2 separate regions of the Mus musculus genome follow, and region 2 is linked to region 1. A link is a loop called in an ENCODE intact Hi-C map of the cell type or tissue named here. Cell type or tissue: left cerebral cortex. All regions are shown on one strand. Links, peaks and the distances in the headings refer to the core of each region. The heading gives the core; the rest is flanking DNA.

What was found. Peaks named below come from ENCODE experiments on the same cell type or tissue, not always from the same donor. Only the 100,000 strongest peaks of a DNase experiment are listed, where the experiment ranks them.
Region 2: a loop joins it to region 1, with 6 times the contacts of the local background. A loop is called at or near these places in 4 of 42 quality-filtered maps.

The regions. Positions count from the first base shown.
Region 1 is chr6:35,131,099-35,134,886 of GRCm38, forward strand. Cnot4 (CCR4-NOT transcription complex, subunit 4) reads right to left here and starts at 2,639. Exons shown (of 12, transcript NM_001164413.1): 1 at 2,404-2,639. Gm33046 (a long non-coding RNA gene) reads left to right here and starts at 2,433. Exons shown (of 5, transcript XR_868974.2): 1 at 2,433-2,604; 2 at 3,150-3,472. In left cerebral cortex, for the core only: no CTCF peak of the experiment used is centred there; DNase peaks (open chromatin) are centred at 1,827, 1,983 and 2,711; H3K4me3 peaks cover 2,310 bases; H3K27ac peaks cover 1,150 bases.
Region 2 is chr6:34,997,546-35,001,333 of GRCm38, forward strand. No RefSeq gene overlaps it. Among named protein-coding and RNA genes, the nearest start is that of Slc23a4, 21 kb to the left of the region's middle. In left cerebral cortex, for the core only: a CTCF peak has its summit at 1,610; DNase peaks (open chromatin) are centred at 1,320 and 1,632.

The DNA of each region.
Region 1 (3,788 bases), core at 612-3,111:
CAGCCAAGTATGACTGCCAAGAGTATCTAGACAAGATTGTTCAAAGTGGCAAGCTTTTCCACCAGTATCTACTTTTTACTTGGAGTTAAAGACAAGTTATTGGTAAACTAAACGAAAAGTATTATTTTCTTTTTAACTTCAAGGTATAACTAAAAACAATGGATGCTTATATAAAATGCTTCCAATTTTTTAGAAGAATAGGGATTTATTCCATTTTGCCAAATTGGGGCTTAAGTGGCTGAAATAAAGAGCTTTGACCATGAGTGACAAGATGAAGAGTCAGGTGACTGTCTTCAAGTTCAAGGCTAGCCTGATCTACATTGCTGGTCAGTCAGAGCTACATAAAGACCCTGTCTTAAAAAAAAAAAGGAAAGAGAGAAAGAACAAAAGAAAGAACGAACGAAAGAAAGACAGACAGACAGACAGCCGAGGGGGAGGAGGAGGAGGAAGAGGAGGAAGGAGAGGAAGCTTTATGAGCAGCTTTTCTAACCTTAGTTTACATTTTTAAAAACTTTTCACAGCAACTTAATATAACATCAAATATAAGAATAGTCAAGCTTTATAGGTGAAATATGTAAGATTTACAATAACAGTAATGTGTGAAAGTAACTAGAAGAACTGCGTTTGTATTTACACTTAAGTTGTTACTATTTCCCCCCAATAAGCGACATACTTCATTATGAGACTGTTATTGTGACTTTAAATATTTTTATATATATATTAAGAACACAATGTCTTATGTTCAAACTTGACATGTGTTTATCTGACCTATATAATCTTATTTGCTGTTCTGGTAATTCTTTATGTCACTGTGGTGTATTATAGCAAATACTCTAACTCCTGATTACACAAACTAGTGCATTTCAATTCTGCTTTCACTCTACTGTAGAGACCATAAGCCACCCCTTGCTCTTCAGTTTCTAGCTCTTACTTACTACAGGTAATAACAGCTAAGTGCCATTGAAGCATGCGTATGCTCAGCTTTGTGACTTCTTTTCTCAGCCCCCATAGTTTCTATGGGAAAAAAAGGAATTTAAGTTTACCCCAAAATATCAACTTCTCTTCATACATACCCAATGTGTTTTTCCATACAACTTATTCTGATAACTCCTATCCTAGAAATGTCAAAAGAGGGAATTTCCCAGATCAAAAGAGAGGGGGGAAAAGTCAAATTTGCACCCATCACAAATAAATGTTATCAATTAACATAAACATCAATATAACGGAGCCAATAATTGATACAAAAGGAATCTGTAACCCACATACAATCAAAATACCATCTGTATTTATTTGCATGTGGTGTTCGGGGATGAAGTGTGTGTGTGCGCGCTAGATTCACCTGGTTTTGAAATTCTAAGCTGATCTTTATGGGTATAATCAGAGACAACATCAAGTGTCCTGAGGAATGGCAATTCAGGAGAATGCTGAGTAGCACGGAGAAGGTCGAAAATGAAAAGAGGGGTAAAAAAGGATAGCAAATGAGCAACAAAAAGATCAAAAAAGCAAAACATTCCTTTCCCGAGTAGCCCGAAGAAAGCTCTTTTCTCTTAACGTTAATAGTCTCCCACTCACTTCATTCACTTCCTAACTTCCTTTACTTTTCAAGGAACAACACGGGGCATCATCTCCCCTATCCTGGAGTGTGTGCTCAAAGAGTCTGCATTGGAAAGAGGGAAGGAACCGACAATTCTCAAGTAGGTTAAGAAACAGGTGGGTTATACGGAGCAACGGAGCAGCAACATGATTTAGATACTCACGAGGTGGCTTTAAGATGACAGATGCGGTTAAAGGAGACTTGCACATCGGAATCAACTCGGGTCTGGCAGACAGACTGGGGGCTGACTGCAAGCACCAGAGGGGAGCAGAGGCTAGATCCAGAGCAGCCTTTCTGGAAGGGATGGGGCAAAAAGGGGCAAAAAAGCCCACCAAGCAGGACGGGTGGGCAGTGAGCAGCAGCACCCGTCAGAGTGGAAATGATGGCTCTGGCTTGGGAGACCGGGGCCAGTAGGAAAGGACGTCAGAGGGGAAAGGAGGCTGGGGAAACAGGAGGACCAAGACCTAAGGATACTGTTGCCAGAAAAATGCGGGGAAAACTGGTGATGAGAAGCCCTCTTGGGTTCTCAATTGAAGAAATTCTCCAAGGAGAGCCGGCGCTCGCTGCCGCGCTGCCTCCAACCCGGCTGCCTTTTCCTGGTGATAACTGCTGTGGCGTAGAGGGGAGAGGGAGGAAGAAGAGGAGGAGGAGGCAGCCAGAGGAGGAGGAGGAGGGTGAAGACGAGGCGGGCGGGGGTGGGGGGGTGGGGAGAAAGGGGGGTGCGGCCTGCACAGTCCCAGCGAAGCCTCCGCTCTCTCGTAGCCGGTCAGCGCCGGGTTTCCCCTAAGCCCAGCCCCGCAGACACTCACCCGCCTGCCTTGCCTCGCTTTTCTCTTAGCCGACTCCACGCGTTGCCGAGTCCTCACAGGAGACCAATGAACGAGAGTCGGCGAAAAAACTCTTCAGAACCGGGCCTGACTGCTTCAGTGAGTCCGACCTTTACGGCTGAGAGAGAGACTCTCAGCTTTCGGTGGGTTCCACGGCTAGACGGGCCACCATCTTACATTAGGGTAAGACTCCTCCGGCCTCCGCTGCGCAGGCGCATGCCGATCCGGCTGGGCGGGGCGGGGGAGGGGCGGGACAAGCGGCAGGCGGGCGAGTGGGAGGTTGCGGCGGACTGGTCCACTGCACCCTGGGAGTTGTAGTCCTCCGATAGTAACCGCCCCGGGGCAGGCCGGGAATTGAAGTCATCACTAGAGAAGGCGCTCGGGAACTCGTTCCTCACGTGGCTACTGGAGCGCCGGCTTTCTTCTTGTTTTGCTTCCTCTTCTGCCCGCGTGTGTGGCTACTGTGTCATGTGGTCGGCGGTTTTCACTAATGTTAGCTGAAATGTAGGAAACCAAAATTCTACGAAACTTAACTGATTCGGAGGAAGCTAGGACGTGTCTTTTTCTGCCCCGCCCGCCATAGATAGGTATCTGACGGGGGCGGTATGGTGGTAGAATCAGGTTGAGCATTGCAAGAGCGCGGGATTTGATCTAGAGTGGGGAGTTGATACTTTTGGAAAAGTGAGCGTTAATTCGTTTCCCGGTCTTTGCACGTCCTTTACCACCAGTACAGCTGAGCTCATCCTCCTTACTGGAAAATCGCCAGTGAAGAAATACCTGAATTGCCATGTGCACATTTCTCAAGAGAACGCGGGCAGTCAGAGTAGCATGAGTTGCTGATGATGTGAAAGCATGTGGACTTACCTGCAAACTGTTGCTGGCTGCACAGAACTCTTCCAGCCTGCACAGAAGTGTGCGTCAGGTTCGCAAACTGCACAAGTAAACACGTCTCAAAGGACATAATACAACCGCAGCCGGTTCGAGCACCGAGAAATTCTAAATAACAAAATCAATTTACTGAACTTCCCGGGTTGCCTCCCAGAACTCTGGTGTAAGTGGCGCTCCTGGAGCGGTCGATTCTGTTTATTGCCTATATTCTTCATCTATTCATATAAGTGCTGAGCTCCTTGGTACCCAGTTCAGTGCCATATGCTGGGAGCATACAACAGAGACCAAAAACACAAATCTGTCCCCATTCTAGGGTGTGTGCATGTAGTGGGGTTTGGAGAAGTGAAAGGAACCAAGTTTTCAAATCCAGGATTAAAATACGTAGGATGGGACTGTGGATGTCACACAGTGGTAGGGCGCTAGTCTGGCACACTTGAGGCCTGAAAGCAAAAGGTTTAAGGGGAGGATTTAAAACAGAA
Region 2 (3,788 bases), core at 433-2,932, 130 kb before region 1:
GCGCTGCGGAGGAGGAGGAGCAGCGGGCGAGGCTACCACTCCCCATCACGGGGACTCAGAAAAGGCTGACTTGACACGTGTTAGTGTTTGGAGGAGGCAGCGTGAGCAGAGGTTCTGGGGCAGCGGGGAGACCGGAACCGGGTAGAAAGAGCAGAGAGGAGCGTGGTGTTAATGGATGCAGAAAGGGGGCTACAGGCAATGAGCTTGCTGGCCATCTGAAGACTCTACTATTGCGTCTGAGGAGCCAGGGAAGGTCGCTGGTGTGTTTGCGCTGACTGGGTGAGGGTGGAGTGGAGAGTGAGGAATTATGGGGGTCTTCCGGGATGTTTGATAGGGTGCAAGACTGGAGTTTTTATGGAACTGGGAAGAGTCGAAAGAGGCTAGGTTTGGAGTAGGGGAACGTGAGTGTAGATGGTTTGGAAATAACCAATCGGATGTCAAGTGTCTGTGTGCACCCGAGAGGACCTCCTGTCAGGCGGCGGACACGTCAGCCTTGAGACTCAACTCAGTAGAAATGACAACCGGAGGGTAGGAACTGTAGGAACGCTGAGGCTCTGGTGAAAAGTGGAGACCAACGGGTGAACCAGAGGCCACGTGTGTGACAGTGCAGAGTTCAGGTCAGAAGTTGTGGGTGTGGGAAGGGGTGAGTGACCCAGATCTTACTGTCTTGTCCAGGGTCCGGTCACTAGAACTGCACTAGAATGGGATCCTCACAAACACGGAGAGACAGCAGAGGCCAGCGCTGGTGAGGTGACACAGAAGCTGAGCGCTTGCTGCTTGTCCAGATGACGCAAGCGCACTGCTCCGCATCCACATCAGGTAGATCACAACCACCTGCAACTCATAGGGCACTACACACTTGCGGACTCAAGATATGGATTTTGATTGTTTGTTTTTTCGAGACAGGGTTTCTCTGTGTAGCCCTGGCTGTCCTGGAACTCACTTTGTAGACCAGGCTGGCCTCGAACTCAGAAATCCTCCTGCCTCTGCCTCTGGAGTGCTGGGATTAAAGGCATGCGCCACCACCGCCCGGCTGAATTTTTTTTTTTTTTTAAATAAATGCTTCTTGGGCTAGGATCCTTCCTTGAGTCAGGAATGTACTATTTGCCTAGTATACAAAAAGCCTTGGATTCCATTCTGAGCACTACATGAAACCAGGCATGATGCTACAGACCAGCTTGGAACACACAAGTGCCTATTGTGGGCTAAAATGGAGTGTGGGAGGCAGCGCAGCAGCGGACAGACTGATGGGGGTGCTCTGTGCTGGTGGGCCTGGCTCCCTTGCTTAGGACCTGCATTGCTCTGCAGCCCTCTGGCAACCACCCAGGGTGAAGCATCACCCAGAAGGCACTGGAGTGGGCTGCCCTACAGAGTCCATAACTATAACCCTCTGTGTGGCAGCTAGGATTTTCCCATGTAACACCCTGTAGATTAATTACTGCTGAGTGTGTTGGTACCTGCCTGTCATCTCATCACTTGTTAAGGCGGAGACAAGAGGATTGCAAGTTCAAAAACAGCCTGGACTATATAGTGAAACACTGTCTCAAAAAGCAAAACCTAAAACCCAGGAGCCTCTCCTAATATCCTCGGCCTCAAAAGCAAGAACAGTAGCTAGATGGCAGTGTTGGCTACTCATGCCAATGCCAGCAGCAGCAATGGAAGGGGTGGCTTTCCAGAGATTCCCTTTGTAAGCCCAACCCCTGGAGAACTCAGGCTACCAGGCTCCACCGTTAGCCTCCTCTGGAGCTGGACCTGACCCTTAGAGGCGCACAAGCACCCAGGCTCCCTCCTCAGGAGTTCCCCCGCCAGGCCCCACACTATAGGGAAAAAGACAAATTCCCTGAGTCTGCTCCAAGATCAAGTCACATGATCCCTCCAATCACAGGCTACCCTGGAAAGAGTCCCACCCCCTCCCCAGCCCCACAAGAAACCCTACTCAAACCCTGACTTCTGCTCAGCTCTTTGCTGCTTCTCACCCAAGCAGAGGCAGCCACCCTCCTGGGTTTTTTCCCTTCTAACAAATCTTCTGTGGTTTTGTGAGGTTGTTGTATGGTGTGACTTTGCGGTACTCCTCGACTGCAGGGGTACCGCCCCCTTCAGAGCTGTAGCAGTTATGGGCAGCACAGGTCGTGTTGTAGCCAAGCAATTGGTTGAGCGGTAGTCAGCACAGCAGCAAGCAGAGCAAGCTGGATTTAGGGCAGCTTCTTCTACCCCGTTTTTGTTGGTGCCCTCCAGCCCTGCATGGGGCTCTCCTTTCCACAGGCCTCCCCACACAGGCCCATGGAGGTGGCCTTGCTTCCTGAAGGCCTTGTCTGCCCCAGAAGGGATAGCAGGAGCTACACCCTGGGTTCCTGCCATGGTCCTGTGAGTATAGCCAGGAAGTCCTGGCTATGTGGCTTTCAGCAGAAATCATCCTCTCTGAGTTCTGCAGTGAGCATGGTATGGTATGGTATATGGTATAGAATATGGTGTGGTATATGGTATGATATATGGTATGGTATATGGTATGGTATATGGTATGATATGATATGGTATGAATGGTATGTGGTATGGTATGAGGAGAGCTGTCACCCACCCACCACACTGGCCCTGTGTTCTCTGTCCTTTATGGGGTCCAGTCCCAGTCTTTTCTGGTTTGAACTAGAAAACACAGGCTCAGCCTCTGTGAACAACCTTCATTCTGGCACCAGAAAGATCTCTCTCCATTGCCATATGTCGTATCTGACAGAAGTTGGACTCGACAGGGGAATCTCAGAAAGAAGCCGGGGTCCCCGAGAGCTTTATTGAGGACTTGGGATGACTCTCTTTCCCTGGGAGTCTTTGGAAGGAGATAGGCTGATGACCACTAAGTAGGGGCAACTGGGAACAGTGCAACCCACACACCTATAGTGTCTGCAGGGCCTGATACCATGAAAGTAAACACGTTGGTCTCACACGTCATGTAAAGAGTTACAGAATTTATAAATCAAGCAAGCAAACTGATCAGTGTACTGGCGTCCAGCCTTGACAGATACTCCTTAAGAACAACCTAACAGCCAATTTTCATTTTCCCCTTGGAATTCAGACTCCCTGAACTCTGTGTTCAAACAGGGTAGCAGAGGGAGGCCAGACCTTGGCTCATAACCACCCTCCTATCATTGAGTTGCTCGTCCATTGTTCTCTGCCCCAGAACTCCGGGGTGTGCGCAAGCAGATGCTCCAGTCCAAACATCTAAGAGCTGCCCACTCTCTACCTCCCTGGCAGGAAAACAAAAGGTAGATATGAGAGGGCAATCAGAAAATATGGAGCACAGGCACCAAATAATGACCCATAGAAAACTATTCATAGCAGTTGGTCAAAGGCAGGAAGTTATGACAGAGCTTGGAAGTCTTGACAGCAGTATGCATTCAGTACTCCAACCACATGTGGCCGGGAATAGCTGGAAGGCAGCTCCCAGCGGGTCCAGAATCTTCCCAGTGGTGACCAGAACCTAGGCCCACCCCTAGCCCATGGTTTCCCTAATAGCTAAGCGTTTTCCTTTATTTAAACTGACAAAACCAAGGAGCAAAATAGAAGGTTTCATGCATTGTGTGGGAAGGGAGACTATGGGACATGCTGGACAGCTACTGGACATGCAAGACTAACAAACAGAAGGCGGAAAGGTACCTCCATGGCCCTCATCTCTGAATATCAGACAGATAGGGAAAAGGCTTACAGCCCTCTCAGCAGGCGCTAGCTTAGGGGCCAGCTACTCACAGAAAGAGCAGGAAGAGAGGAGAGCCACACTCCAGGAAGGTACAGGTCAGGGT